2 separate regions of the Homo sapiens genome follow, and region 1 is linked to region 2. A link is an interaction called in ENCODE POLR2A ChIA-PET data of the cell type or tissue named here. Cell type or tissue: MCF 10A. All regions are shown on one strand. Links, peaks and the distances in the headings refer to the core of each region. The heading gives the core; the rest is flanking DNA. Region 1 overlaps OSBPL5 (oxysterol binding protein like 5). Region 2 has its middle 43 kb from the start of ZNF195.

Evidence for each region. ChIA-PET counts read pairs that join two places held together with the same protein. Peaks named below come from ENCODE experiments on the same cell type or tissue, not always from the same donor. Only the 100,000 strongest peaks of a DNase experiment are listed, where the experiment ranks them.
Region 1: POLR2A ChIA-PET joins it to region 2 with 9 read pairs; 1 of 35 experiments calls an interaction of 5 or more read pairs at or near these places.

Annotation. Positions count from the first base shown.
Region 1 is chr11:3,115,299-3,131,282 of GRCh38, forward strand. It overlaps OSBPL5 (oxysterol binding protein like 5), which reads right to left. Exons shown (of 22, transcript NM_020896.4): 2 at 13,715-13,871; 3 at 11,175-11,257; 4 at 7,050-7,130; 5 at 6,699-6,800; 6 at 5,123-5,326; 7 at 4,249-4,333. The coding sequence starts at 13,850. Among named protein-coding and RNA genes, the nearest start is that of OSBPL5, 42 kb to the right of the region's middle. RefSeq lists an enhancer at 4,496-4,665 and a silencer at 9,141-9,435. In MCF 10A, for the core only: no CTCF peak of the experiment used is centred there; DNase peaks (open chromatin) are centred at 8,273, 9,273 and 11,423.
Region 2 is chr11:3,414,610-3,430,593 of GRCh38, forward strand. It overlaps the pseudogene FAM86GP and the pseudogene ENPP7P15. Among named protein-coding and RNA genes, the nearest start is that of ZNF195, 43 kb to the left of the region's middle. RefSeq lists silencers at 7,660-7,799, 7,830-7,969, 8,470-8,679, 12,947-13,147. In MCF 10A, for the core only: no CTCF peak of the experiment used is centred there; a DNase peak (open chromatin) is centred at 8,122.

The DNA.
Region 1 (15,984 bases), core at 4,610-12,609, 300 kb before region 2:
TTTTTTTTAAATCAAGGTTATTCCGTCCTTATATCTTCTTGTATGTGCTTTTAAAGTCCTTGCGACATTGAGTTACAGGGATTTGACTCATGGGTCTAAAAAGAACACCAAGTCCTGCTAAATTTTAAACACTGACAGCAATTAAAGCTTCATCTTCAGGCCCGGTAGAAGATGCCAATCAAAATAAACCACATTCCTGAGACACAGAAATTAAAGCTGTTCAACTCCTCAAGGCCCAGAGACTATCCCAGAAGAGATAGACATGTGAGATTGTAAGGGCTGACTTTGAGAGATAAAGTAAGTTCAGTTCCTCTATAAATTAATCATTAATGTCAAAGGCACACTGATGCAAGACTAGCATATGGGCCCCTGTGTCAGATTAACAAGGTTTTCTTGAAACAATAACTGACTCCTTAATAAAGGTTATAAAGGCTTATGGAAGTTATATCTTATGATCAAGATGAAAATTTTATAGATTGGAATTTTGGAAAACAATTTAATTGGCTTCATGATGTTATTAGGGCTTATTGTTTGGAAAACTAAGTCTCCTGTCTCAAAGAATGAAGGCTTTTGCCTTTTTTTTTTTTTTAAATCCTTGAGGTATCACTTTGTTCAAATGAGTGAATTATTTTACAATGACTTGTAATCCTACTTTGTAATATCAAGTGTTTTAAACCTTTAAAATTTGACAAACTTTCCAAAATCAAATTATAAATTATGTCTTTTTCTAACCTAATCCTTGAAGATATTATTAATAGGTTCCCTAAAGTCCAAAAATGACATATTTGGCTTATTTGGTATAAAAAATTATACAGGAAGCAGTGTCAAATATAAAATGGTATTTGGTCTTCTTTGGGCTATATTTGTACAAATATGTTACTGGTATGTGTTCCAAAATTATAGGAAACTCCTATAATTCTGATATGACCTAATATACATTATCAGTAATGATTATAATTGTTATGTTAAATTATTTTGTGCCACAGAGGTAACAATTTCCTTGTCAATTGTGTCTTTGAGTATGGCTGCCCTAAAACTTTTTATCATCCACAAGCAATCATTGTCTTGTTTTGGTCCTCTTTAGAAGGTGGTTTTATAATCAGCTGTAAAACTCTAACAGGTGCTCTTGAATGCTGGTTTCTGATAACTTTAGAGACTGTGACATCAGAATAGAGGAAAAACTTTCAGGGTTCATGGAGAGCTGAAATGTTCATAAATTTGAAGCAGAACAGGAATTAACTGCATGGACTAAACTAATAGAAGTGTGAAGTAATTGCCAGGTGTGGTGGCTCACGCCTGTAATCCCAGCACTTTGGGAGGCCATGGTGGGCGGATCACTTGAGGTCAGGAGTTCGAGACCAGCCTGGCCAACATGGTGAAACCCCATCTCTACTAAAAGTACAAAAATTAGCTGGGTGTGGTGGCGGATGCCTATAATCCCAGCTACTTGGGAGGCTGAGGCAGGAGAATTGCTTGAACCCAGGAGGTGGAGGTTGCAGTGAGCCGAGATGGCGCCACTGCACTCCAGTCTGGGCAACAGAGTGAGACTCCATCACAAAAAAAAAAAAAAAAAAGAAGTGTGAAGTAATCTTTTTGACTTTTTGCTTAAAACATTGTGGATCCTTTCTTTTGTTTTTCAGAGTCAAGAAAACTTTAAGCTATTTACAGCTTTTAACAATTGAGTATACTCCTGTGAACAAAATTTGGAGCATATTTGTTTCTCTCTACCTAATTTTTACAGAATTTGAAAACTATCTGTGAGTATTCGTAACTTATGACAATACAGTTATTTGCATAAGTGCAGTAAGAATCTGTTTTCATTTGTAACAGGACACAATCGGAGAAATTGGTTATTTTACCAAGGCTTTGCCTGGAATGATGTGCTTTCCTTTAAGGACTCAAACTTGACTTATGGAACCAATGAAAGCCCCTTGGAAAAACTGGCCTCATACCTCATCTACACAGTCCCTGTACAGGGTTCCTGACCTGTGGTAAGTAAAGAATGTCACTTTCTGACAGGCCCAGGAGCTCCAAATTTATCTTGGAACCTCAAGAAGATAATAATTCGCCCAACTTATAGGTGTTTAATGGTACAAGTCCATGACTGGGCTCAGCTTTAAAAAAGTCTTATCTGAGATTCTTTCTATGGAACAAAGTTCCATCAAAGACAATTTAAAAGCCTATGTAAAAACTAATTACTCTTGCTGCACTGTATATAAATAATTAGTCCAAGTATAATAAAGCAAACCAGTCCTACCATAATTTGTCCTTAGTTAAAATGGGAAACTGGAGAGAAAAAATTATGTTTCAAAAACTATAGTACAGCTGTTGTTAGATTCTACTCTTCCCTAATGTTTTTCAATTTTTGTTATTTTCTGCACTTTGGATGAAATCCTAATTTTTGTTGGCTATAGGTCTTCAAAATAATGTTTTCAATTTTTTTCCTTCATTTTTTTCCCATTTTTCCTAATTTGGAGTCGCTGAAGACTAAGCTGTGCTTTCTTAAAGCCCTGCAAACTGAAACTAGACAACTTAAACTTCAGAAGAAAATAACAGCAACCTACTTACATACATAAGCCACTTTCTTGCCTGCCTACTGATGTATGGACTTCAGAGTAATGTGGCCTATACCAATTTCCCAGGATTGTTCTTTTGTTTGTTGTTGTTTTTCTGCCTTCCTCCTACTATTTTCTCTTCATAGGACATGAGACTTCACAGCCTTCTGAAAATGAGCTTTCCTAATAACTTGGGACCTACCTGTGTAGGAATAAACCATCCTAGCCATGAGAGATCAGGTGGAACCTGAGACCAGAGACTCGTTTTCTTCTAAAATGCTTTCTCCAAAAGATTTTTAAAAAGGGGGGAAATGTGAAAGGAAAATATCTTGGGCTCCCAAAATCACGAAGCTAAAGGGAAAAGTCAAGCTGGGCACTGCTAGGGGCCAACCTGCCCCCCCATTCTATTCCAAGTCACCCCTCTGCTCACTGAGATAAATGCAGATCTGATTGTCTCCTTTGGAGAGGCTCATCAGAAACTCAAAGGAATGCAACCATTTGTCTCTAATCTACCTATGACCTGGAAGCCCCCTCCCGGCTTTGATTGTCCCGCCTTTCCAGACCGAACCAATGTTCATCTTGCATGTGTTGACTGATGTCTCATATCTCCCTAAAATGTATAAAACCAAACTGTGCTCGGACCACCTTGGGCACAAGTCATCAGAACCTCCTGAGGCTGTGTCACAGGCACGGCCTCAACCTTGGCAAAATAAACTATTTTTTTTTTTTTTTTTTTGAGATGGAGTCTCCCTCTGTCACCCAGGCTGGAGTGCAGTGGTGTGATCTTGGCTCACTGCAAACTCTGCCTCCTGGGTTCAAGGGATTCTCTTGCCTCAGCCTCCTGAGTAGTTGGGATCACGGGCACCCACCACCATGCCCAGCTAATTTTGTATTTTTAGTAGAGACAGGGTTTCGCCATGTTGATCAGGCTGGTCAAACTCCTGACCTCAGGTGATCCACCTGCCTCAGCCTCCCAAAGTGCTGGGATTACAGGTGTGAGCCACTGCACCCGGCCTGGCAAAATAAACTTTCTAAATTAACTGAGACCTGTCTCAGATGTTTGGGGTTCACACTGGCATGTGGTTGGAGCTCAGTAATTGTTATATGGGTGCTTTTATAAGGTCACTGGGTTCTCATAACATTGGGGTGACAGGTGGTTTTTTTTTTTTCTTTAAGACGGACTTTTGCTCTTGTCACCCAGGCTGGAGTGCAATGGCACCATCTTGGATTGCTGCAACTTCCATCTCCCGGGTTCAAGCAATCCTCCTGTCTCAGTCTCCCGAGTAGCTGGGATTACAGGCGCCTGCCACCACGCCTGGCTAATTTTTGTATTTTTTAGTAGAGTCGGGGTTTCACCATGTTGGCCAGGCTGGTCCTGAACTCCTGACCTCAAGTAATCTACCCGCCTTGGCTTGCCAAAGTGCTGGGATTACAGGTGTGAGCCACCACGCCTGGCCTTTGACAGGTGGTATTTTAATGTCACATTTTACTCATGGGAAAACTGAGGCTAGGCATGGGGGCTCTGTGAGTGTAGGCCTGACTCCGAGCCGGGCTCATCCTGGCCAGACTTCAGGCTGCCCCCAGACAGTAGAAGGGACTGAACTGGGGCCACCTGTACCTGGGCTACAACCTCAAAAGGGGGCCCACTTCAGGTGGGGGCACTGGGGAGATGCGCAAGCTGGCAGGGACTCACCATCTGACTCGGAGGCGGCCCTGAAGATCAGGTAGCTGCTGGGCAGGGGCTGTGTGATGGAGCCCACGCTCTCACCTTTGGGGCCCTGGAGAGAGAGAGATCTGGGTGTCACCCGAGGCAACACCCAGGGCCAGCTGCACAGATAGGTCAGGCAGAACCATGCGGATCCACACCTGGGACCACCTGGACACCCCCAGGGCCACAGGGCCACCAGGTGGGGCCAGGCACCTGGCCAGGTAGACACTTGGCTGCAGAGAGGCGGGTAGGTGGGGGAGCTCTGTCCCCTTTCTTAGCTGGCAGCTCTGCCCTCAGCTTTCCAGCTCTGAGCCTCCTGACTTGGGCTGTCCAGAATCAGCAAAGGCACATCCAGGATGCCCAATGATGTTCGAATCCCAGAGAAACCATGAGTAGCTTTTTGGTGTAAGTATTTCCCATACATGACTGGGGTCATACTAGCATGAAAGAACTCTGATGTTTCTCTGAAATCCAAATGTAACCAGGTGTTCAGGGTTTCTCTGGTTTCCCACCCGTTAGAGCTGGCAGGGCAGCCCCGGGTTAGGAGGGGTGAGGGCTGGGCGCTGTTCCTCGGCCACCCCTGGGGAGCAGCCACTGTTGTCCCTCCTGGACAGCAGCTGGGTGAGGGGCTGGGGTGACCTTGATGCCACCTCCTTGCAGCCTACTGTGTGCTTCACATGGAGCACCAGTGGCCATATCTGATCCCCTGGCCGCATGTGGGGCTCAGAGAAGGTGAGACACCTGCTCAAGGCCCCAAGGGGGCCATTCAGCTGGTTGGCTCCACCCTCCACCAGGGCCCTAGGAATGAGCCCCTTGGCCCTACGGGGCCTCTGTCTTCAACCCCACCCCTCCGCAGCACCTTCACGGCCCAGACGGACTGATCCAGCGGGTGGAAGAGCTTGAAGCAGAAGCCGTCCTTCTTGGAGGGCCGCTCGATGAGCTCGCAGCAGTGCAGCAGCACCGTGCCCACCCACTGGCCCACCTTGGGCGTCTTGTAGATGAGCAGCACCCCCGGCTTCAGCACGCACCACAGCTTGGTCCAGCTCTTCAGGGTGCCGCGGATCTGCAGGGAGGATGCTGGCGTCGATGCCCACCCTCTGGGGCCGCCATCCCTGGGGCATCTTGATGGCTTGGCGGGGAGCCAGGCACAGACCAGGGTGGGCTGCCGAGGGGCCCTTCCCCTCCCTCACTCCCCCACACCAGTTCGGAACTCACCCCTTCCTCACCCTCACTCCCTGGGGTGATGTCCTGTGTCTATCGTGTACCCGAGCAGGGGCCAAGCCACGGCAAGCGGTGCCCCAGGACTCAGAGTGGAACTCAGGGCAGGGTCCTTGTTCAGTTTTTAAAAGGAGCCCATATGTTATGGTGAATGCAAAGAAATACGTGGCAGCAGGGACAGATTTACTTGTGAGGGTCACGTGGGTCAAGTTCAAGGTCAAGGGCCTCAGGGAGGAACCAGCAATGAGTGGTGTGACTTGTAACTGGCAGCTTTGTAGATTCTTTTTTTTTTTTTTTTTGAGACAGAGTCTCTGTTGCCCAGGCTGGAGGTGCAGTGGTGCTATCTTGGCTCGCTGCAAACTCTGCCTCCCAGGTTCAAGCGATTCTCCTGCCTCAGCCGCCCGAGTAGCTGGGATTACAGGCGCCCGCCACCATGCCTGGCTAATTTCTGTATTTTTAGTAGAGACGGGGTTTTGCCATTTTGGACAGGCTGGTCTCAAACTCCTGACCTCAGGTGATCCACCCGCCTTAGCCTCCCAAAGTGTTGGGATTACAGGTGTGAGCCACTGCACCCGGCCTGGCAGCTCTGTAAATTCTGAAAGTAGTTGTCTTCTTTTCTCATTCTAAATACTCACTTTTGCACCTAACTTTTGATTCATCATTTTGGTATGCGGGTAGAAGGAGCCTACATGGGCCTGGGCTCTGCAGACACCAGGGCTGGGCACACTTATCTGGTATGCGTTGCCCAGCAGCCTCGGAGTTGGGCAGTTTTACCTCCACTGTACACAAGGGGAAATGGAGGCTCAGAGGCGAGTGAATGGCCACGGTCTCCGTGAGGTCTGAACACAGGACACCCGGCCCTGATGTGGGGTCCTCTCCCAGAAGCCAGAGCAATGTCTCCCTCCCCAGCGCCCTCCGCCCACTGGCCAGGCCCCACCTTATTCGGAAATGGGGTCTTTGCAGACATAATCAGGTGAAGATGGGGCTACACTGGAGTAAGGTGGCCCTAATTCCTACCACTGGTGTCCTTATAAAAAGGGGGAGAGACAGGTGGATAAGGAAAGGCCTCATGAGGAAGGAGCAGAGGCTGCAGTGATAACGGCTAGATGCAGGGAAGTGAATTTCCATCGTTTCAGGCCACCTGGTTTATGGTCCTTTGTTATGGCAGCAGCACGCTGACCCGTGTCCTGGGTGGCCGGAGGCCGGGCATCACCTACCTTCAGGCTGTCAGCCATGATGACCACGCTGGGGTCTGTCAGAGCGCTGAGCAGCTGCCGTGTGGCGCGCTTCTTCTCCTGCCGGTAGTTCTCCTTCTGCGCCTGGGCCCGGGGCACCCGCGGTGGGTCATGGGAGAAGGCACCGAGCTGCCCCAGCTCCTCCCACCGTCCAGCCCAGGGATGGGTCCAGGGGCAGGGGCAGGAGAGGAAGTAGGAGGAAGTAGGGGGTGTGGAGGCGACCAGGTGCGGTTTGTCCCCTCCTTTTGACAGGTGGGGAGGGTGACCTCCCTGGCTCAGGTGGCCGTCGGTCTGACAGTGACACTGCTGCACCCTCCCCGGGCCCGGGCTCACCTTGAGAGTCTCCTTCTTGGTGACCCTGGCGGTGGGGGACACACATTCCTTGTCTGACCCGTTGCACAGCCTGTACTCTGCCTGAAAGAGAGAGGTGGGTATGCGGGACAGGGCACAGGGGCCGGCCCAGGGCTAGGAGCCCAGGTTGGCCTGATGCCAAGGATATGAGGGCAGAAGTCAGAGAAGGGCGCTCCACTCGTTTCCCGCCTGGCACCCTCCATCCCCCCCACCAGCACTTCCGGGGCTGCCATGGGGGGATGGAAGAACAAGGGTGGCTGACGAGAGACCCTCCATGGGCACACGCCAGTGACAGGAGGGGACCCATCCTCCCCGGGGCACATGCTGGGATGGGGCAGGGTGGTCAGGAAGGAGGGAAATGTGGGGACATCAGGGTTCAGGGCTGACTTCCTACGGGTCTGACTGAGCCCTGAGGGACAGCCGTCTTTGAGGGGACACCTGGGAGGCCGCTGAGGAAAGCAGTCAGGGTGCCAGAGGGTGGAGTTCGCAGAAGAGGAGCTCGGCGGCGGCCATGAGATGGTGGCAACAAGCACTCACGCTGGGTCTCTGGGGACCAGCCCTGCATCCACCCAAAAGAACAGCTTCCCTGCCTTGTCTTCCCCCTACGGTACCCAGCATGGCTGCTCCTTGGCCATTGCATGTGCCCAGCTCTGGGCAGGGCCAATGTACTGGTGGGGGGTGTGCAGTGGGGGTGCCCACCCCATCCCCTGGGAGCCGTGGGCAGAGGTCACTGTCCAGGTCCGAACCTGACCCCAGCATGTGGCTGACTGCACGGGCCCAGGGCGGCAGTCCCAATATCTTGGAGGCAGAAGGGGGCCACGGTTCTTCTACAGATGGGGAACCTGAGGCAGGGTAGGGGGCGAGTTGGGACACAGAACCAGGTCTAAAGCCTGCAGGCTGGGGACAGCAAGCTACGACCCGAATCCTGCCTGCTGCCTCCTTCCGCGTGGTCTGCAAGCTAAGAACAGCTTCCACAGTTTTAATCAGTTGAAAAAAAATCACAAGAATAATTTGTGAGATGTGAAAATTATATGAAATTCAAATGAGGAGTCCATAAATAAGGTTTTCTTGGCACATGGCCAGGCGATCCGGCAGGCGTTGTCTGTGGCTGTTCTCGTGCTTGGATGGCTGTGCTGAGTACCTGGAACGGAGCCTGCGCCGCGGCGGGGCCTAAATGCCGTCTGGCCTTTTCCAGAGAAAGCGTGCCCGCCCTGCCCTGCTCTGGCTGGGCGTCTGCGGGTGCTCAGCACTTTCCAGCGGAGCCTCTAGGGCGAGGAAAGCCTCCCTCAGGCCTTCTCCTGGCTAGAAGCCCTGGGCGCTGGGGACTGCCCCCACCCCAATCATGATGGTGCTAAGTACAGAGCTAAAGCCTTGTCTGCTGGGGCACCAGGTCCTGTTCGGGTGCTGCCTGTATTCATCCCCCTCATTCTCCAGCCATGCATAAGGTGGGGCCGGTTATTGTCCCTATTTTATTTCTGTGCCTGGGAAATCAAGGCACAGAGAGGTGGAGAGCTAGCAAGGGGCAGGGCATGGAACCGTTCCACGGACTGGCGGTCCTGGCAGCACTGGGCACCAGGCTTGGCCTTAGGCACTGAGGTTAGAAAGTAAAGATGCCAGTGTCCTGCTCTTTCAGGGAGAGGCAGACCAGCCACCAGCACGCAGAGGCGGGAGGAGCCAGGGGTCAGGTGAGCGCTGCGGTTCTGCGTTCTGTGCATGGATGTAAGCACGTTAGATCCCACAGCTCAGGTCATCGTTGTTATTCTCAGCATTGTACAGAGGAAGAGCCTACGCACAGAGAGGTTCAGAAACCTGCCCAAGGTCACACAGCTAATAAGGAGCTGAGCTGGGACTGAACCCAGGCAGTGTTGCTCCATTGTGGCACTTTCTTAGCCAAGTAAGAGCATTCAGGATCACAAGAAGAAAACGGCACAAGATGGGGTGCCTGGGGGGCTCTGACTTGGAAGCAGTCTTTGGGCTGACGATGAGTGATAAGGAGGAGGCAGATCTGAGTGACGAGGCATATGCTGGACCCTGGCCAGTTGACAGGCCTCCAGGGACCCAGGCTGGCAGAGAAGGTGTCCTAAGTTGCCCTCCTGGGAGTCCCCTGAGCCAGGATCTTGTTCATGATGCCCTTAGTTACCTTGGCACATGGTGTTCCCAGCCTGGAATGCTTTTCCCTGTGGCTGGGTAGCCCCTGCTCCTTTCTTTCTCAGGCTCCCTGAGCTGCTTCCCCAGAAGCAGGACAGCTCATATCCCTGCTGGCACAGGTCCTGGTGACACACACCACCCTTGGCCCGCCCAGGACTTTTGCAATACAACCACGCAGCCGTTTCTGTGGTGAACTGATGATTGTCTGTGGCTTCCACCAGGGGAGGGTTCTACCCTACTGCCCATTCACACCGGCAGCTGGGGGCTTAGCAAGCATCTCGAATGAATGAATGGATGAATGGATGGATGGATGGATGGATGGATGGACGCATGAACCTGCTGCCAATTCCCCTCTGCCCAGCTTCCCACTAGATGCAGCTGAATGGGGCTGTGTGTATTTGAGGCAACAGGGGAAGAGAGAGGCAAGACCGCATGGCATGGGATGGAGCACTTGCAACCCCTGCTCCCCAACTGGGCAGGACCCTTGGGTCTGGTCACTGCAGCCCCTGCAGCCCCAGCACTGCAGAGAGTGCCTGCCCACTCCTCCCTCCTGCAGGCCAGGTGGGTACCCCGTCCAGGCATGCCAGGTCCTCTGCTCACTCCTCAGTGCTACTGTGCATCAGTGACAGTGCCATAAGGAGGCACCTGAGAGATGAGAAGTGCTGCTCAGAACTGTGAACTTCAGGCTGACCAGAACTTTGCAACCTATGAAAATTCCTTAAAAATATAATTTAGAACCACCTACGGAATGGGAGGAAGTAGTCGCAAATCATGTATCGGATAAGGACCTAGTATCCAAAATGCATAAAGAACTCTTGCAGCTCAGCAACAAAAAGGCAAACAACCCATTCCAAAAATGGACAAATAACTGGAATAGACATTTCTCCAAACAGGACATACAAATGGCTAATGGGTGCACGAAGATGTTCAATGTTATCCGTCATTAGAGATGCAAACTGAAGCCGCAGTGAGATGCTACTTCATACCCGCTAGGATAGCTATAAAAATAACACAAAAAAGAACAAATCACGCCTGTAATCCCAGCACTTTGGGAGGCCGAGGCGGGTGGATCATGAGGTCAGGAGATCAAGGCCATCCTGGCTAACACGGTGAAACCCGTCTCTACTAAAAATACAAAAAAATTGGCCGGGCGTGGTGGCGGGCGCCTGTAGTCCCAGCTACTCGGGAGGCTGAGGCAGGGGCATGGTGTGAACCCGGGAGGCGGAGCTTGCAGTGAGCCGAGATCGCGCCACTGCACTCCAGCCTGGGTGACAGAGCGAGACTCCGTCTCAAAAAAAAAAAAAAAAAAATACAAAAAATTGGCCGGCCGTGGTGGCGGGCACCTGTAGTCCCAGCTCCTCGGGAGGCTGAGGCAGGAGAATGGCGTGAACTTGGGAGGCGGAGCTTGCAGTGAGCTGAGATTGTGCCACTGCACTCCAGCCTGGGTGACAGAGGGAGACTCCATTTCAAAGAAAAAGGAAAAAAGAAAACAACAAATCAGAAAATAGCAAGCGTTGGTGAGGATGTGAGGAACTGGAGCCCTTGTGCACTGTGGGTGGCCATGTAAGATGGTGCAGCCGCTGGGAAAGGAGTTTGGCAGTTCCTCCAAAAGTTAAACAGACAATTTTGAGAGTTCTATATTATCCTGGAATTACCATGTGACCTAGCAATTCCAATTACTCTAGGTTTATACCTGAGAGAACTGAAAACTGATAGTCAAATACACGTGCACACATGTTCACGGAAGCATTTTTCATGACAGCTATATGGTGAAAACAGCCCAAATATCCACCAGCAGCCCTCCCGGAGCAGCACAGTCTAGGATTGGGAGCTGTTTCCCCCGAACAGGCTGGAATGGCAGGCTCAGCTGGACGCCCTGCTGTCCTTTTCCCCAGCCGTTTCCTGCTGTCCCCAGAGCCAGGCTCTGGCTCATGGATCCTCCTATACCCAGGCTCTTACCGGTGGCACCTTCGTGGCAGAGCTTGGGGTCGGGGGCCCTTCATCCCTGGGCAGCGACGGGCCGTTGGGCTCCATGTCCTTCCCTGCAAGAGAGCAGTGGGAGTGAGGACCCAGGCATGGTGGCGTGGCCAGGCTTCTCAGGCCGCTGCCTGGTGTGAGGCAGGCGAAGCGTGGGTGCGGATGACCTGGGAGGGGCAGGAAGTCAGCCGGAGGTGGTGGCAGGAACAGGACACTGCCTGAGAGGTGTAATAAACGCCAGCAAGCGTCACTGTGGGAGGAGTGTGCCAGGAGAACTGGCAGGGCCTCCAGGACCTACAGGGAGGAAGCTGGGACAGGAGCTGGTAGGAACCGGCATCCTGGGCCTGCTGTAGTGTGCAATTGGGGGTCTGTGAAGGCCAGAGTCCCCAGTTTTCAGAAAAAGAATGTGACATCCAGTCTCAAAGACACATGGCAGGTTTGGGGCCCCTGGACTGTGCATCCCCCTGGCTGGATGCTGCCGGCCCCTGCGTGCTGGGCTCTTGCTGGGAGGTGGTCAGCCCTGTCTGCCATCCCACCCTGGCAGGCTGGGTAAGGAGGGAGAGGCAAAGGAGGGAGACCTGAGGTGTCTGCGTTTGCTCCTTTGGGAAATGGCCTCCCCTCCCCCGGCTCTGTTTGCTTTGGTGCCAGTTTCCCAAGGTACGATTTCTGGACAGGAGGAAGGAGGGGATGGCTGCAGGGGAAGCCTGAGGTCTGCCCAGCAGGGCCGCTCCCGCTGCTTCCTGTGGCTGGTGGGCGAGGGTTGACTGCCCCGGTCCCTGACACTGAGACTCGGAGGGGCTGGGGGCTGGAGTGAACCCCATCCTGCCAAGGCCACAGGCGACAGGCCAGCAACAGGCTGGGTGCGTGGACAGACGCCACAGACCAGCTGGAAGGCCTGGGGTCTATAGCCGTCCTTCCCTGACAGCCCTGGGCAGGGACTGGATGGGGACGAAGAACGGAAAAGCCAGGACGGTGGCCTGAGGAAGTGGTTCTGTCCAAAGGTCCTGGACCGTGGCCACTCACAGTCACAGAACATCGCTGACCCTGGCCGGCAGTGGCTGCTCCCCCACCTGGGAGCCTCTGCTTCCCCATCTGCAGAGTGCTACGCCCCTGACCCGGAGTGCTGGGGGGAGGCTAGCAGGAGCGCTCTTCCCTCTGGCACTTTCTCATATAGTTCTAGGGGCTTGGCCTGTGGCCGCCAGCAAACTACTTTCCATGTGGATGCTGCCTCCTGGCCGGGAGGACTCAAAGGCTGGGGCCCTTGGACCACTCAAAGGGATAGGGTGCAGGTGCCCTGGGCAGGGGGAAGTCAGCACTGGTCCTTCTCCTCACAGCCTGTCCACACCCACCCCACTCCCTTGGCCTGGGACCTACCGCCTCCATTCCTCGGAAAAGGCCCTTCCCAGCACGTCTTCTGCACCGCCTGGGCCAGTTGCTAGTTGGTCCGAGTCCCTCTGAAACTGACCAGCAGCTGGGACCCAGCCCTTCCCCTCCCCACCCCTGACTCTGCAAGTGCTTCTAAGCCTCCGGCCAGGGTGAACGTGACAGCAGAGAATAAAAGGTGTAGGATTTACCTTGCCGGGTGTCGAGTGCCCCTGCCTGCCATAGCACCTTCAGCAAGGCCACCTCTACGCTGGGACTCCGTTTTTCCATCTATTGGATGGGACTTTGGCTGCGACCACACGCCCCTCGAGCCTGGGTGGTGGATCCGCCCAATGCTCTCCCACTCCCCCCAGGGCAGATGAGATGACCATGGCCAGGCAGGGCTGGGGCTCCCACTTCCTCAGCCCCAAAGCAGGCAGTGGGAGGAGAGGGGGCAGAGCTGGGGAGAGGTCCCCCAGGCAGGTGCCTGCCCCTACCTCCTACTCTCAGGGGAACAGGGGAGGAAGGGCTGGGTTTTCTGGGGGACAGCAGTCACAGCTCAGCCTTGGCTGGGGCAGGGGTTGTGCATAGTTAGGTGCCAGGGAGGGGCCTGGAGAGTGGCAGCATTGGCGGGCAGAGGTTCTGAGTCTGTGTGCTGGGTGCTTTATCTACAATTGCACGAAGGCAGGCCTGGTTCCAGCTGTCCCCTCTCAGAGCCCAGGACCCATGTATAGCTGGGAGTAGGTACTAATATTGTCCCATTTTATAGATCAGTCAACTGAGGCCTAGAGAGGTCAAGTAGCTGGCCTGGGGTTACCCTGCCAGGACTGGGGCTCAGGCCACCTGTCCCTGGAGCCTGCACTCCATAACTCCCAAAGCCTGGGCTGACTTTGGGATGACTGCACTCCATAACTCCCAAAGCCTGGGCTGTGGGAACCCCCTCCTCAACCAGATGGGCTTCACCTGGCCCCGCAGGTCAAGCCAAGAAGCCGTATTACCTGGCACTCTACCAAGCTACAAACCGTTTGATCATGAAACCCACACAGTCCCCAGCATGGAAGCTGTGGACCTCAAGGGGCACAGAGGGGTTGGGCCGCCCGGGGTCACCCCACCGGGCCCAAGCTGAGGGCCAGGTTGCCCTGCCCACGGCCGGCACTTACCTGGGCTGAGTGGGTAGAGCTCATTGTCTCCGCTGAGGAGCAAGTTCCGGGTGAGCTTCCGGGGGTCGACTTTCTGAGGGGTGGAGGAAGGTGGACACAGGGAGAAGCGGCGCCGGAGGAAGGCCTCCTCCTTCATGCTGTGGGCGCTCGGGGGCTTCTGGAAGGAAGGAAGGAGGGGCAGCAGGAGGTCACCGCCCCGGAAGGGGCTTCAGAGCCACATGGTGGGGGTGCCCCTGGCTAAGAAGTCCCCCTCTCAGGGGACTTCTGAGGCAGGGTGAGGAGGGCCTGGGCCCTGGGAGCCTGGTGGTGGGTGGTCAGCCAGGACAGCCCAGCTCAGGCGAATGGCTTTGGCTGGTGCCAGCCCTTTCCACGCCGGGCAGTAGGGCTGGACGGAGCCCTGGTCAGAGAGGCTCATCACCACCCTCGGAAGATGTCCTTCTCAGAACCCCCACCCCAGGTTCTGTGAGACCCTGGCTGCAGCCAGGCAGACCCACGTGTAGACACAGGTTTTCCCTCCCGCATTTCCCTCCCACGTGACAGCACTTTGTGGTGGGGAGGGGTCTAGAGCTTCCATGGAGAAGATGCACGGGGGTGAGACCAGGTGGCCGCTGAGCACCAGGGAGTGGCTGGCACGGTGTTGGGCAGTCCGGGAGCCTGGCCTGCCATCCATCTAAGGGTCCCAGGAGCGCCTCGCCTCTGGTTAAGCCCGCCTGAAGCTTGGGTGCCCCAACAGTTTCAGTTGCACCCACATGCACCCCAGCAAGAGAGGGAGCTCTGGGCGCTCACAGCCAGGCACACCTGCGTCCACGCCCAGCCCAAGACGTTGCATTCCCAGTGGGAGCTTCCTTGCTGCTTCACAAAAGAGGGAGGCCCCACAGCCAGGCCCTGACACCCACCTGCCTCGCTCTCCCAGCCCCGCCCACTGGCAGACCTGCCTTTCCCCTGTGGGTTCAGAAGCGAGTTTCTTGTTTCCTCCCCTGGAAGGAGAGAGGACAACAGGCGGTCCCCTCTGTCCTGCTCCCCACCAGCCCTACACCTAGTAGTGCTGGGCCAAGCAGAGGGTAACTGATTGCAGTCACGCCTTTGCAGGCACTTGAAGTTGACGGCGCCAGATCCACTGAGGTCTCAGCCCATTTTACAGATGAGAAAATCATGGCTCAGGGAGTGGAAGGCCTCGACCTGTAATCGTGACCTGACAAGGGTTGGCAGAGCATCCCCTCCAGCTTCTCATCTTGTGTCCACTTCCCAAGGGCGAGCTCCTTAAAAACTACTGGTCAATTTTCCTCCTTTCCCAATTTTCTGGGGCTGCTTCCTGCTGCCTCAGGGCAGGCCAGTGGCATCCTGCCAAGCCCGGGACAAAGGCCTCGATTTCTCCCATGGTCCTGGGCTTTGCTGGGGGGGGCCTCAGACACACAGAGACTTTCCTGCTGTGGCTTCAGGAGTGGGCTGGGGGCCCAGGGTGTCTGTGGTCCTGGGGGCTTCTGTCCACCACCCCAGAGCCCCCTCTGTGCCCCCAGTCCTGAAGTCAGAGTGGGGAGGGGCTCCAAGGATGCAGCCAGGCTGGGCCAGCCCCTCCCTCACCTGGCCCCTGGCTCGGCTCATGACCTTGGCCATCTTACACACAGGGCAGCTGGCTTCAGAGAGGCTGGCGTTTTGGCCCAGGTCACAGAGCTAACAATCAGCAATGCCGTCCTTAAGCCAGGTGGAACCGATCCTAAAACCCAGCCGCTGAGTGTCTGCCCACTCAGTGTCTCAGCTTGGCTCAGCCAACCTGCCGCAGGGAAGCAGGCAGATGGGAAGTCCTGCCCCTACTTGTCAATCACAACAAACACGTCCTACTTGCCCAGGTGCAGCTCAGGATGGGAACCAGCAGCTGAGCGGAGGCCGGGCTTACTCAGACAGCTGAGATTTTCTGAGCACCCAGGCTGGGCTGGGCACCAGGCAGCCAAGGTAAGTGAGCAGCGATCCTGCTCTCAGGACCCACAGAGAGCCCCGGAATGTCCCAGGCAGTGTGGTGACAGCGATTCCCAGGTAGGTCTCCCTCACTTGGAACCTCCTGGGGCAGGGAGAGGGGCTCAAAACCTAGCCTCAGCTGCCCTGTCTGGCTGTCTGCTCCAGTTCCACCTGGGCCAAGGTAGAAAGGCCATAGGGGATCTTGGTACCTTTCTGCTCAGATACCCCACATACCTTCTCCCAGCACCAATGACAGCCAGTGGGACTTCTTAGTCTGTGAGTGCCACCATCCACTCATCTATACACCAGTCTCATCT
Region 2 (15,984 bases), core at 4,850-12,849:
AATGGGAGTATGCCTGTCTCCAACAAGAGGGCTGTGGCTGGAAGGTCACCTTAAGAGGCACCCCTGTCCTTTGATGTCACCCTGGAGGCCCAGAGTAACTCTTCTGGAAGCCCCATCATGTCCATGCCCGACAGCGTCCATTGTTCCCTTTTCCCAGAGCCCAGAGCTGGGTAGAGCTGCAAGGACACCGCCTGCACAGAGTGCCCGGGGCTGGGCATTGCCTGCTGCAATGACAACATCTGGCTGGATGGCAGAGAGCTGATGGACCGTCGCGACGTCCCAGTCCAGCTGGGCCACTGTCACCCTGGGGCTGTCTAAGTTGGCAGAGATGTCTGCCTCTAATGAGAGGCCATTGAGAAGGACATTCCCTCGGAGCTTCTCGAGGACCTGGCTGTGACAGTCGCTGAAGATGTATGCCTGGAGGCGGCACATCTTGCAGATGGCCAGGCCTGTGAGGCTGGCGCCACTGCCAAGCTCTAGGACAGTCCTGGCGGGAGGAAAGGGGACCATGTCTGTAACTGCACCAGGGTGAGCCTGCCTCGGTGTCCTGCCGTGCGCCCCGAGGTCACCTATGAGAGAAGGCTGCCGGGTTCTCGATGGCCCATTCTGCCAGGTAGAGGGCAGCATCTCATGTGACCAGGCCTGTGATGCCATGGGAGATGATGGCTGTGCTCTCGGAGAGTGTGACTGAGCCTCCCGAGGGCTGCACCAAGAGAGGGCGAGAGAGTCAGTCCAGCAATCAGAAGGCAAGTGGCTTAGAAGACAAGTAGCCATCCACCACATGGCTGAATAAACCATGACAGGACCAATCGCCACTCAGCAATGAGAAGCAGCTAACTGTTGACATGCCAACAGCTTGCACGGGCCTCAAGGGTGTCACGTGGCATGAAAGACACTCATCTCAGGCCACACAGGATTCCATTCATCGAACATTCCTGAGACAACGGAATTCTGGTGATGGAGCACAGGTCAGTGGTGGCCAGGGGCCAGGTGTGGCTATGAAGGGGTGGCTGCCTTGTGATGATTCAATATGCTATGTTTTTCCTTTGTGGTTTTCTGTATCTATGTTTTATCTTATTTTCTTTTGAGCTCTGTCACCCAGGCTGGAGTCAGTGGCACAATCTTGGCTCACTGCAACCTCTGCCTCCTGGGTTCAAGCAATTCTCCTGCCTCAGCTGCCCAAGTAGGTGCAACTACAGGCATGTGCCACCATGTGTGGCTAATTTTTCCACTTTTTTTTGAGACAGAGTTTCCCTCTCGTTGCCCAGGCAGGAGTGCAATGGCGTGATCTTGGCTCACTACAACCTCCACCTCCTGGGTTCAAGAGATTCTCCTGCCTCAGCCTCCCGAGTAGCTGGGATTAGAGGCACCTACTACCACACCCGCTAATTTTTGTATTTTTAGTAAAGACAGAGTTTCACCATGTTGGCCAGGCTGGTCTCAAACTCCTGACCTCAGGTCATCCACCTGCCTCAGCCTCCCAAAGTGCTGGGATTACAGGCATGAGCCACCACGCCCGGCCTGATTTTTGTATTTTTAGTAGAGACAGGGTTTCACCATATTGGCCAGGCTGCTCTTGAACTCCTGACCTCGGATCCACCCACCTCAGCCTCCCAAAGTGCTGGGATTACAGGTGTGAACCACCACACCAGGACCTGTCAAGTATTCTTTGAGGACTGGACACCAGGTCCTTGTGAAGCAGGTAGAGTGTGTCACCTATTGGACAAATGCCCAACAACCCCATGAGACATGCTGTTGTTGTTGAAGTGCTTGATTTACAGACAGGGAAACTGAGGCTAAAGAAGGTTGACGGACCTCATGTCTAAGACTGCAGAATGGGTGAGTCAGGATTTGAACCCACACCCACGTTTTCACTTTGTGCAGGAAGGGTATCTGGGCTGTGAGGGGGAGGAGGGTGCCCTTCTCATACCAGCAAATAGCTCGGGTGGCCCTGGGTGGACTCCTTGGCCATCAGGGTCTCTGCCAGGTCCTCGTACAGCTTGTCCAAAAGCTCTGTGTGGACAGCCTCGTGCTGGGGTCAGACAGAGTGAGAGCTTGTTTGCTTTCGTTCTAATCTGTAAAAATGGTCAGATGATTTTCACCAAGTTTGGAGGGGAGATTTGGGATGGAATGGTGTAATACCAGCCAGCTGGCATGTAAAATATTCACTTCATTGGGCATGGTGGTGTGTGCCGAATAGTCCCAGCTACTCTAGAGGCTGACATGGGAGGACTGCTTGAGCCCAGGAGTTCGAGGACAGCCTGGGCAAGAGACCTTGTCTCTAAAAAAAAAATTCACTTGGTAGGGAAACCTGGATGGGAGGGCCTTCAACGAGAGGTGTTGAGAGGGTAGGGTTAGGTGTAGTCTAGGGCAGGAGACAAGGATTCCGTGAGAGCTGCCACATGACCATGACAGAGAGGAGGAAAACAAAAGGTGCTTTTAAGTGAGCCCAGGCAGAACTGTGAGGGCGGCCCATGCTGCAGGCTGTGGCTGTCAGCAGGCTGCTTCTCCATGGCTGGCCCCATCTTAAGATTCACAGGGCAGCAACAATATACACTGGGTGACTGCTGCCCTCTCCTGGTGGCACAGGGCAGACCTGCTGGTGACCACAGATGCACCCTTTTGGGGAGGATTAGGGAGAAAGCAGGTATTGGAGAAGCAGGGGATTGTTTACTTGCTAAAAGTGTGGCCCTTTCACTAAGATAGGTCTGCTACTGCCTACTGAGGAATGGCCTCTCGACATCCTTATGTCAAACCCTGCACTTTCGGGCCCATCTTTAAAATCCATCCTAGGCCAGGTGCGGTGGCTCATGCCTGTAATCCCAGCACATTGGGAGGCCGAGGCAGGTGGATCACCTGAGGTCAGGAGTTCGAGATCAGCCTGGCCAACATGGTGAAACTCTGTCTCTACCAAAAATACAAAAATTAGCCAGGCATGGTGGCATGTGCCTGTAGTCCCAGCTTCTTAGGAGGCTAGGCACGAGAGTTGCTTGAACCCAGGAGGCAGAGGTTTCAGGGAGCCGAGACTGTGCCACGGTAATCCAGCCTGGGCAACACAGTGAGACTCTGTCTCAAAAAAATAAGTAAAAAATAAAATCCATCCTGCATCAGTCAGGAAAGAGCTCATTCCAGCAGGATCAATGCAGAGAATTCACCAGAGGAACTAGTTCCAAAGGTATGGCAAGAGCTAAACCTTCCAACAGGGGCCCATGGGGCAACCCAGAGACAGACAAGAGCAGGAAACTCCAAACCCTTCGGCGGGCAGGACAGAGGGTGTGGGTGAGGGTTCCAGTGCTGTGGGCTGGACCAGCCTGGTAGGAATGAGAATCCATATGCTAGGAGCTGGGGCCCCAGAGAAGCAGCTGCTGTGGAAACCCCAGGAGGCAGAGTGAGGGAGAGACACTGGCCTCCCCTTCTTCCTGCCCTGCACTGTCTCCCATGGGTCACACGTGGCTGCAGCCAGTTGCCTGGGGAGGCCCCTGTCATGCTGCTGTTTGCAAAGCAGGCCCAGGGCCTGGGAAGGACAGGGGCTCCAGCACGCAGGTGGCTATGCTGTCTGGCTACTGGGCGGACACTCCCCATAACGGACCTTTTTGGTGAGTTCTGAGAGAAAGCACCGGGCATACTTGACTGACAGCCGGTGCTTCACACACACAGGATGCTTCACAGTCTACGGCAAAGGACAGAACGTTGGTTGCTCGAGAGCCCGTCTTAAGTCCCCTATGAGCTTCAAGCCAACACAGCAGAGGGCAAACTCCAGGCTACCCGATCCCTCAGCAAAGATGTAGATGGACACAGCGTTCTGGCCCCATGCATCTGAAGTTTGTCTTAAGATATAAACCGTTTCCTAAAAATGCTTCCACTGCAGTGGCACAGGCTATGGCAGCATTTCTAATGCCCATTCTGAGCAGGAACACAGGGCACGTGGGCCCAAACCACCTCCCTCCCAGGGGTGCCAGTGTGAACCAGGGTTTGCAGTAAGGACAGTCGCCAACTGTCTGGCTCTATGGAAGAGGCGGGAAGGCCCACTTGGCAACTGCTCTCTTGGAGTGTGTGTCCCTGGGGACAGGATGGAGGGGAGGGGACGCTCAGGGTGACACTCCAGCTAAAGTCGAGAGAAGCCGAGTGCAGGACGAGCAAGTTCCAGGCAGTGGCAACAGCTGGTGCAAGCTCTGAGGTGGCCGCGGCCTGGCACTTGGAACGGAGGGCAGAGGGACTGCTGCAGCAGGAGGGGGGCGGTGGGAAAACAGGAGCCTGGAGGGAGAGGGAGGAGACGGTCCGCAGTGCCTGCTGGCTGGGAGGGATGCAGATTCTGCCCAAGGGCAGCAAAGTACCCCACGCAATACACAGGCTCTTCAGGCTGGTGCTGGTTTTTCATTTTTTCTGACACACAGTCTCGCTCTGTTGCCCAGGCTGGAGTGCAGTGGCCCAATCTTGGCTCACCGCAGCCTCTGCCTCCTGGGTTCAAGCGATTCTCCTGCCTCAGCCTCCCAAGTAGCTGGGACTATAGGCGTGCACCACCATGCCCAGCTAATTTTTGTATTTTTAGTAGAGGTGGGTTTTTGCCATGTTGGCCAGGCCGGTCTTGAACTCCTGACCTTAGGGGATACGTCCACTTCAGCTTCCCAAAGTCCTGGGATTACAGGTGTGAGCCAGTGCACCCAGCCTTGTGCTGGGTTTTAAAGCAGCTATCCCTACATTTCATGCTTCACCACCTACGAGAGTGAGGCTCAGGGTGAAACTCAGAGCAGGGTGCGAGATAACTTCAGGTATCTCCATGCTCGAAGCCCTGACCTACTGCATTGCCCCGAAAGTCTTCCCTCCTGTGGCTGCATCTTTTCCACATGGATAATCTTGGTTCACCTCTAGCACAAGAATTCTTCACCGGGGCCCCTAGGATGGGCTGGCTGGGTGGAGGTGGAGGATGTCTGCCTCCAGAGTTTGTATGGAAAATGTATTCTTCTGGTGCACTTCTCTCTGGGAGGGAGTCTATTGCTTTGTCTTTTCAGAAGGGCTCATGGCCCTTCAAAGGTGAAGACCCAGGATGCAGGGTGATCTGCACTTGGCCCTCAAGGCCAAAGTCAGGCTGTGGCTGGGCGGGGTGGTGATCCTGCCTCTCACCTGCATGCAGATGCTCTTGAGTCCAAACCCCACCCTGGGCAAAGTAAGGGCCCATTTAGGTCTAGAAGAGACAGGAGTGGGCAGGACAGGTCTCATGAATGCAAAAAAGAAAGTCTCTGAGCATCTACCAAATGCTAGAAGCTGTTTTGCACCTGTCATCTCTGTTTTTGCTGTAGATGGTTTAAAAAACTTTCCCTAGATTCCCCCCTCTCATGCAGATTTTTGTATATTCTGATGTCTTTGTCTAAGTCTTAGATAGAAAATGAAAGAGCTGGAGCTGTCGGAGGTGCCGACACCCACCTGCAGTGCTGACTCAATGTTCAATGTTCTTTGAACAGGTGTGTTTTTAAAGGGTACAAGCACACCTGTGGTTCTTCTCTCAGGTCTTCCGGAGAGATTCAGGAGGCAGGGTCATGAGTCCCAGGGACTCTGGGATTCTTACAAATATCTGGGATTCTGCAAAATATCCCGCAGAAGCTCAGAATCTGATGAGTCTCTTAACTTTGCTTCTAAGCTCTGTGTGGAGGGGAGAGAGAGAAATCTCAAGGGCGCTTTCACAGGAACATTAAACACGCAATAGAATGTGTTGGCAAAGCGCTGTGTGATCTCTCCCTGGGGACGTGGAGCCAGTTGGAAGTGGAAGCCACAGCAGCTGAAAGCCTGACCTTCAGATGTCGCAGGGTGCACCTGGATGAGTCACAGGAAGAAGGCTAGAAGACTGACTCTTGGCCGCATTAGTCCTGGCTACTTAGAGGCCACCTGGGTCATGGGCCAGCTCCCTGGTTGCACTGGTCAGCCAGGATTGCACTGGTTACCAGGGCAGCCATGGCACCAAGGTTTGATGGGCTTGCCATCTAAGTGGAAATGCAGAATGTGCCCATACCAGCCTGGGTTACATTGTCCTTTTACAGGGGCCTCAAGCCCAGCAGCGAACTTTGGCTCCCGAATTAGGTAGACTGTCTCGGCTGGTATGTGACACAGGGCAAGGCACTTCATTGCTTCAGAGCTCCTTCCATTGCCGTAAAAGGCCCTACAAGACCTGGTCCTAATCCCTCTCTCTGGCCTGTTCTCCCTCACCCCTGGCCAACCCTGCTCACTCCACTCCAGCCACACTGGCTGCCTTGCTGTTGTTCCTCAACCACAGCTGGCTTGTTTCCACCACAGGACCTGTGCATATCCTGTTCCCCCAAGCCCTTCCCATGGCTGGCTGCTTCACCACTCAGGCCCCAGTTCAAATGCCACCTCTTTGGGGAAGGCTTCCCTGATTCCCCGACTTTGGTGACTCTTCTCCCCAGTTGCTCCATTCACCATTTCCCTGTTTTATTGGCTTTAAAGCCACTCTCATCTGGTCTTTTCTTGTTTCTTCATTTCTTTGTTTATTCTCTGGCTCTCCCATGCAAGCAGACCCTCATCTGTCACGGGTACTGCTGATCCATGGTGTCTGGCTCATAGAAGGCATTTATTAAACATTTTGAGACTGAATAAAAACACTATCTAACACTGACATGCATTTACCATGAGCCAGGCACTGATCCACAGGCTTTTGTACTCAACCCTGACAACAACCCTAAGAGGTAGGTATCATTCTATCCCCCATTTTATTAATAAGAAAACAACAGCACAGAGAGATGCAGTCACTTGCCCAAGGTCACACAGGGCCAGGGGTTGGGCCAGGTTTCGAAGCAGGCAGGCTGTCTCCTGGGTCTGAACTCTCAACTACTGCACCCTAATCAAACAATCCCTCTGGTCAAATGTGAGTGGTAATAATAGTACCCACCTCGTGGGTGTTGAGGGTGAGCCCAAGTTAGCATTCAGCGTGGGCATGTGAACAATTATAGTCAATATTGAATGGAGACCTATGATGCTTTTATGAAGGTTTCTATTTTGGGTTAAAAGTGCACAAATTTCTCCTGACCGGAAATGATCTCTGAGTGCAAATATTTCATATCAATGGAATAACGCAAATGATTAAGCAACACCCCATAAAATGGGGCAGACCCAGGGAGGAATATATATCCAAACTCACTCATCCCAGTGAGCTCACCGCACATGAATTACAAATGGGGCCGGGTGCATTAAGCCCCTCTACTGGCAGAAGGGAGGCTGCTGCCTGCCATGCGCCTGTGCTGAGAATGGCAGGTCCCCAGGGAGACGAGAGGCCACCCCCTTCTCTGTCTCTTCCATCACAGGCGTGAGAACCTCAGAGCATGAGCCGATTCTGTGCAGTGCTCGACATACAGACGAGAACACTGAGGCAGGAGAGACAGCCTGTGACCTGGTCACTGCGCTCAGGAGGACGTGGTTACCCGTGGTCCTGAGGGCGCTGACTTTTTAGAATGGGCGAGGGCAGCTCTGTCCCAGTGACCAGAACGGTTACTGTCTTTAAAAAGTCGTGAAAATGATCGTGAACTGTACCCCACAACGAGTGCGCGTCTGCCCCCCAAGACGGTGGAGAGGCCCCCAGCTTCTCCCGCCAGCTCGCGGGGCAGGAGGGGTGCGAGCAACTCTGGCCAGGCCCCAGGGACGGGGACCGGGTCGCGCGGACCTGACCGGCGGGAGCCCAGGCATTCACGTGGCGGGAGCGCTGGAGGCTTCAGCACGGAGACCCATCCCGTCTGCCCCTGGACTCCCGCGAGCCCCGCGGGCCTCTCCGCTCGCCCCGCCGCCCACCTGCCAGGGGAAGGAACGCAGTGCGCGCGCCGCCAGGAAGCGGCGCTCGAAACTCTGCAGCAAGAGTTCGGTCCCCGCGTTCTCCTCGGGCACCATGACGGGGGCGGGGCCGCAGCGTTGCCGGGAGACCGGGCGGAAGCCGAGCCTGGACTGAAAAGGGGGCGGGCCCAGGGCAGTGCGCGGGGGCAGAGAGGGGGCGGGGCCTGGGGGTAGGCTTAGGATGAGAGTCGTGGGAGCGGCTCTAGGGCGGGGCCAGGATGAGCGTTATGAGGCGGGGGCCTGGGGTGGGGCCAGAATGAGCGTCTTGAGGGCGAGGCCTGGGGTAGGGCCAGGAGAAGCGTCGTTGGGGCAGGTCCTGGGGAGAGTTCAGGTTGGCGTGTCCTGGGGCGGGGCCAGGACAGGGCGATCCTGGAAGCGGGGCTTCGGAAACATCCAGGTTGGAGACGTCCTGGAGGCGGGGCCTTGCGTGGGGGCAGGATAAGAGTCCTGGAGGCGGGCGTTAGGGTGGGGGTAAAGGACGATTGGGTTCAGGAGGCGAGACTCGGAGCAGAGCCCAGGAGACAGGTCCTAGGGCGGGGCTAAGGCCAGACCCGGAGAACGGCTCAGGAGGCGGGGCCAGGGCGGGGCGTTGACTATGTCGTAGCACGTGGCCAGGCGCTGCTCGGACTCTGGGAGGCGGAGCTTAGGACGGGCCTACGTGGGGAGGGGCCCAGGGTCCGGGAGGCGGGGCCGAGTCCGGGCTGCTGGCTGCGCTCAGGAGGCGGGCCCTGGGAGGCGGAGCTTAGGGAGGGGCCGGTGTCGGGAGGGACCCAGGGACTGGGAGGCGGGTCGGGGCTGGGCTCAGGGGCCGAGAGGGAGCTGGGCTTGGGGCGGGGCCGAGACGGAGCGAGGGGTCCAGGGTGTGAGAAACGGGGAGGGGTTTGAGGAGGGGATTGGAGCGTGGCTCAAGTTCGGGAGGCGTTACCTGCGGAGAGTTTGAGGCAGGCCCAGGAGCGAGCCCACGGTCTGCCGACGCGGAGCCAGGGACGGGCCCCAGGATCCGGAGCTTCAGGCGGGGCCGAGTCCGGGTTTGGGGCCCGGGAGTCGGGGCCGGTTAGGGCGAGGGTCCCCGGGATCGTCCGGTCAGGCCTTGGGCCAACGTAGGCACTCTCGCAGTTCCTCCGCCTTCAGGAAGGTCTTTTTGGCAGGGGCCTTATGGGTGCGCGCTTCGGTCCTGGAGGCGTTATCCTAGCCTCCTCTCCATCAGCGCCACCCGTCCGGGGCCCGATAGGAGGGAGTTTTCCCTCTGTCCCCCACCCTTTGGACTGTCACCAAACAAGCCATTCGTTCACCAAATACTTATTAAGCGCCTACCATGTGTCTGGCAAGGGAGATGTAACAGTGAGAAAAACTAGGTGTGGTCCAGGCCCTCCAGGGGCTCAGGGGCTCGTGGAAGAAGTGGACATTGAGGTACTTATCACACAAATAAGTATAAAAGTACAATAGCGATATCTGCCACGAAGGCGAGCAGACAGAGCTAGCGGGGCTTCCAGGAGGAGTTTTGATCTTGCAGGGACAGGAAGGAGGAGTTAGCTCCTGGGGGGCGGGATTGGGGGTGGTGGTGATATAGACGTGGGGGACAGAGTGGAAAACAACAAAAATATAATTATTTTAGTTCAAAGTTATTGTGTCTTGAGTTGAAAGGCTGGGCAGTTAGCAACACAGTTCAGATTTCAGTACTGCCCCTGAAATCTGAACTGTGTTCAAAGTCTAAAACGTTTACCTTAGCAAATCCCTCATAAAACTCCATTTGGAAGAGTCCCGAGAGCTAATTTGTTCAGTGTACTTGCAAAAGGTAGATGAGGAGACAGACAAAATCTTATTACCTCTTTCAGATGAGAGGCACTTGAGCCCTGCTCAGCTGCGAGAATAAGAGAGGGGAATTAATTCTATTTGAATACACGTGTTCTCTCACAGCTGTTGTTCCCCACCAGAACCAAATGAGCGCAAGATCTGACAAAGAAAAAAAAAAAAGGTTCATCTTTTATTCCCCCAAACACTTTCATTTAAATCAAGAGGGTGGGATGTGGTTATTGCTGTGTTTTTAGACAGAATCAACAGTTTCTGGGTCTGAGATATTGCATACACCCTCTCAGTCCCTGTATCCTGAGATGGAGTCACCTGAGAATCCACAGCATGTCCTAACCTGGGATGGGTCTGGGTGATTAAGGAAGGTTGGCTTTAGAACTGGGCCGGGGCACTGCTTTGCTTTTGCTGTTTTGATCAGCTCTCTGCCTGCAGGAGAGAAGGAAAACCAATGGGAACAGGTTAGTTACACTCATAAATCCTGGGCTTATTTTATTAACTCACATAATAGCTATTAATTGCCTTTCCTCCAAGGAGCAAAAGGGCATATACGGTCAATACTATAATAAGTACCACTGTATTATGTTATACTAAAATATTAATAAATCGAGGTTGGTTCAGTCTTTCCTGATTCCATAGATTGGAAGCGGATTGAGGAAAGACCCTAGCGGACCACAGAGCTGAGCCATGCACACAGAAGAAATCTTTTCTTCTTTTGTTTTTTTTTTTGAGACGGAGTTTCGCTCTCTTGTTGCCCAGGCTGGAGTGCAATAGCGCGATCTCTGCTCACTGCAACCTCCACCTCCCGGGTTCAAGCGATTCTCCTGCCTCAGTCTCCCGAGTAGCTGGGATTACAGGCGTGAGCCACCATGCCGGGCCATTTTTGTATTTTTAGTGGAGACAGGGTTTGAACACGTTGGCCAGGCTGGTCTCAAATTCCTGACCTCAGGTGATCTGCCCTCCTCTGCCTCCCAAAGTGCTGGGATTACAGGCATGAACCACCGCGCCCGGCCAGAAGAAATCTTTATCTTGGTGTGCGGGCTCCGATGAGGGACAAATGTCATCTATCTTGGATCTGAATCTGGAAGGATCAAGGCACTGAAGGGATTTTTTTGTTTCAGAGAGTCTCCCTCTGTTGCCAGGCTGGAGTGCAGTGGCATGATCTCGTCTCCTGCAACTTCTGCCTCCCAGGCTCAAGCGATTCTCCTGCCTCAACCTCCCGAGTAGCTGGGATTACAGGCACGCGTCACCACGCCTGGCTAATTTTTGGATTTTTAGTAGAGACAGGGTTTCACCATGTTGGCCACGAGTGTCTCTTGAACTCATGATCCATCTGCCTTGGCCTCCCAAAGGGCTGGGATTACAGGCGTGAGCCACCACGCCTGGCCTCACTGAAGGGATTTTTTAATGTCACGTGGCTCTCTCAGGTGCGGTGTGTTCGGGTGCAAGTGAAGATTAGGACTGATACTTAAAACCAAACGTAAAATTCCAGGTGGTGTTGCTATGGGGAGCAGCATTAGGACAATCTGAGTGGTTTCAGTTGCAAGACTGTGCGTGTACGTGCAAGAACTACAGTCAAGGTTCAACTTCTGGCTTTTAGGGTCTCTTTAATAACAGTAATAACAACCTAAGGCAGTTTAACGGTATGGAATGGTTGCCTTTTAGAAGTTAAGCTATGGGCATGGAAGTTCAATCAGTACATTGAAGTTTTTCCTTTATCTCTCCTATGGTTAATGGTTTCTGCAGAAAAGGACCTATTGATTTCTTTCTAAAACGTTGCTTCAGGGTGTAGAGACCTTTATAGGTCATGTTTCAACTTACAGAAAATTTTATAGTTCAAATATAAATTACATTCAATGTGGACTTTGTAATAGAATTGAAGGTCAAGTAAAGTTTCCACTTTTCTTAGGCTGTTTGCAGTGCCCAGCAGGCCCCATCATATCGAGATGGAAGTTATGTTAAAGGAGGAGATTGGTCAGGGAAGGGCAGAATAAGGAATATGGGCAGCTCAGGCTAATGATACAATGATTGAGGTGTAGAAAGAGGGCCAGGCACGGGATAACGCCTGTAATCTCAGTGCTTTGGGAGGCCAAGGCAAGAGGATCACTTGAGGTCAGGAGACCAGCCTGGTCAACAGAGTGAGACCTAATCTGTACAAAAAAAAAAAAAATTAGTTGGGGATGGTGGTGTGCACCTGTAGTCTCAGCCACTTGGAAGGCTGAGGTCAGGGGATCCCTTGAGCCCAGGAGTTTGAGGCTGCAGTGAGCTATAATCACATAACTGTACTCCAGCCTGGGTGATAGGGTGAGGCCCTGACTCAGAAAAAATTGATTCAGGGAAAAAATTGGAAATCTTAATCCTCCGTACCCAGGACTGTGACCTTATTAGGAAATAGGGTATTTGTAGATGTAATCAAGTAATGATGAGTCATACTGGATTGGGGTCTGCTGGTGAGAAAGCAGATGCAACGACAGGTGTCCTTATAAAAGGAGAGAATGAGGGCCGGGCGTGGTGGCTCATGCCTGTAATCTCAGCACAATTTGGGAGGGTGAGGTGGGCGGATCACTTGAGGTCAGGAGTTGGAGACCAGCCTGGCCAACACGGTGAAACTCCATCTCTACTAACAACACAAAATTAGCACTGCGTGGTGGCGGGAGCCTGTAATCCCAGCTACTCAGGAGGCTGAGATGGGAGAATCACTGGAACCTGGGAGGCGGGGGTTGCAGTGAGCCAAGATTGTGCCACTGCACTTCAGCCTGGGTGACAGAGGGAAACTCCATCTCAAAAAAATAAAATAATAGAGGAGAATGTCAGATAAAGACAGAGACACAGGGAGAAGGCAGCCATGTGATGAGGGAGGAGAGACTGGAGCGATGCATCTACAAGGAACACCAAGCATTGCCAGCGGCCACCAGAAGCCAGAAGAGGCAAGGAAGCATTCTCTCTTACATGTTTCAGAGGAAGTGAAGCCCGGCCGACACCTTGATTTTGGGCTTCTAGCATCCAGGCCTGCGAGACAATACATTTCTGTTGTTTTCAGCCACCTGCAGGGCCCTCGTTGTTGTTGTGTTTTTTTTTTTTTTTTTTTTTTTTTTTTTTTGGAGATGGAGTTTCACTCGTGTGTCCCAGGCCGGAGTACAATGGCGCGACCTCGGCTCTCTGCAACCTCCTCCTCCCAGGTTCAAGCTATTCTCCTGCCTCAGCCTCCTGAGTAGCTGGGATTACAGGCATGCACAACCTTGTCCAGCTAATTTTTGTATTTTTAGTAGAGATGGGGTTTCACCATGTTGGCCGGGCTGGTCTCAAAATCCTGACCTCAAGTGATCGCCTGCCTCAGCCTCCCAAAGTGCTGGGATTACAGGCAAGAGCCACCGTGCTCGGTCTTGTGGTTATTTTTCTAGACAAGATCCAGCTGTGTCATCCAGGCTGGAGTGCAGTGGTACAATCTCAGCTCCTGCAACCTCGACCTCCCTGGGCTCAGGTAATTTTCCCATCTCAGCCTACAAGTAGCTGGGACTACAGGCTTGGCTAATTTCTGTATTTTCTGTAGAGATGGGGTCTTGCTATGTGGCCCAGGCTGGTCTCAAACTCCTTGGGCTCAAGCCATCTGCCTGCCCTGGCCTCCCAAAGTGCTAGGATTACAGGCATGAGCCACTATCCCTGGCCACCCTTGTTAAAAAATAAAGAATTTCAAGATGGTGATGGCAGATTATTAAACCACAGTGGGGACTCCTCTGTGTCCCTGTGGGACTGTCCAGGTTCAAGCCCATGAAGCCGGCCCTGGCTGCTGGGTTCTTGGAGTGCTGGACCTCCCGTGGCATGTGGCAAGGAGTTGTCATGGGTTATCACGACATATGATGATCAACTACGGGAGACCCAAAGACCACTCTGTCCTTTTTCCGACGAAGGGCTGTGTATGTCACACTAGCAGCAAACAGAACCGCAAGAGCTCCAGTGACAATGCTGAGCCCGATCACTGTGCCTTGCAGAGCAGATGCCGTCTGTACCTCCCTCCTGTTAAGAAACCAGAGGGTTTTTAATTGCCTGATTATTAAGAGGCTGTTCTGGCTGCTCCTGGTTCCCTGGGAAGTTTTCCATCTAGCCGCCAGTGAGTATTCATTATGGAAATGAAGTGTACATTGAACCCAAGAAAATGCTCACTCTAGAGAAATCTCATAGGGCAAGTCGTTGAAAGCCGATTTACTAAATGACCTCTTCACCAAATGACCCATTTGCCTAATGACCACTTTGCCAAATGATCAATTTGCTGAAAGCCAATTCGCTGAAAATCTGTTTGTGGGATGTCCTGCTTATCAGTAACTGACAGTCAGACGCAGCTTATCCCAGGCTCCCAGTGGGATGTGGGACAGGGGAGGGGCTACAAAATAGTTGTAGCAAAACTCCAAAACTTAAAAAGCAGAAAAATCCTCCATAATTTGGTGAATTGGTCCTTCATTTAATTAGTTTTGTACAAAAGGGACTGCTTTCTTTATGTTCACAAGGAGATCATGGGCAGTGGCTTACAAGAAGAGAAAGGATGTATATCACCCCTGCCCTCCCCTCTTTTCCTTTTTTTTTTTTAAAGCAGGAATCGGAGTGCCGTAGTACAATCACAGCTCACTGCAGCCTCCAACTCCTGGGTTCCAGCGATCCTCCCGCCTCAGCCTCCCCAGTAGCTGGGACTACAGGCATGTGACACTACATCCAGCTAATTTATTGTAGAGACAGGGTCTCACTATGTTGCCCAGGCTGGTCTCAAGCTCCTGGCCCCAAGTGATCCTCCTACCTCGTCCTCCCAAAGTCCCAAGTATGAGCCACTGTGCCCAGCCCATTACTCCTTTTTGCATGTAATTGCTTTAAGCGTTCGTTAGATCACTGGACAGTATCCAAGTCTCTCCTGGCAAAAGGAAAGATAGCCAGTGTTTGTAAACAACCCACAAAAGAAGGCAATAGCAAATTCTGAGATGATTTTATTCTTCCTTTGTATTACCCAAATTGAAGGGGTTTGAAGTCTTGAGAATTTGCAGTCTCGTTTCAGACTCTCCCTTCTCCTTTTTTCAGCATCGAGGGAACAGCAGGGTTTTGCTCCTCCCCTATGAAGAGCTTTCTGTGCTATTGAAGGAGGGCTGATTTCCGTATCTGGAAGGGGCATCTTGGAGACAGACTATACACAGTGATTTCCTTAGGACCGGAAAGATTACAGCCCAACTTTCTCTATAGAGCACAGTCCCTTTGCCTAAAAGGCACTATGTCAAATGTTACCAGCAGGTCGAGGGATTCCCTACCTCCCGTGCTATCTGTATGGAGCTGTTGACATCTTGTTCCTGGGGCTCCAAAGCTGCTGGGAAACAGGATTGTTCTGCTTGAATTCCCTCCTCCCCACCATGAGACCCCTTTTTGATTCTTTTCTATGTCAGGACAGAGCAGACTCTGCTGACAGTTTTCTGGCAGCTGCTTTTGTGTCTCACCTGGCTGCTGGTCATAAGAGTTCATGAGCATTTCCTGGGTGACTGCCAGGGAGCCGTTGTGGGTTTGGGGGTGACTCCCAGGAGCTTACACACGAATGGGTAGATGTGGATGCTGTTAAAAGGATCGGCCAGGCGATTCCTCTTGAAATCTGGCCCGAAAGCTCTGAATATGATGTTCATGTCCATGAGGACATTATCAAAGCCATGGCTGCCTTTGCTGAAACACATTATAATTCTCTGAAAACTAATAACAATAAAAAAGCCATTTTAGATTCCAATCCGCTGAAAGAAAACTGTCCCTTTGTTAATGTCATGCTTGTTGGATCCATGAAGTCTTTGAGAATTTAAACTACAAGGACACTGCTCTCTGTGGTGGTGGAGAGAATACCAAGGATTTAAAGGTCTTTAAGAAAGAGAATGTAGAAAGTGTACCCATTGGAAACAGCAAGATGATGATAATCGTACTGACAGTAATAATAAGCTCAAATATATAGAGCTTACTATGTATCATGAATTGTTCTGAATGCTTCATAAATATACGTTCCCTCCTTTACCGTCATGGCAGCCCAGTAAAGGCGCCATTCCCCATTTTACAGCTGGGGAAACTGAGTTACAGAGCTTGACTGCACTGAGTCAACAGGAGCAAATGCTAGATCAGGTAATGGAACCCAAGCAATCTGGTTCCAGAGCCAAATAAGTGTATTTTTTATGGTATAAATACACATACATACATTTTTAGGGGAAAGGTGGGGGTAGGATGGGATGAGGATTCTGGGTAATTGCTTGGTAAATGCCAAATACCTTTCTTGTCTGTCCTTCTTTTCAAATGATAAAATAATGTCAATTGCAACACTTTTTTTTTTTTGAGACAAGGTCTAGC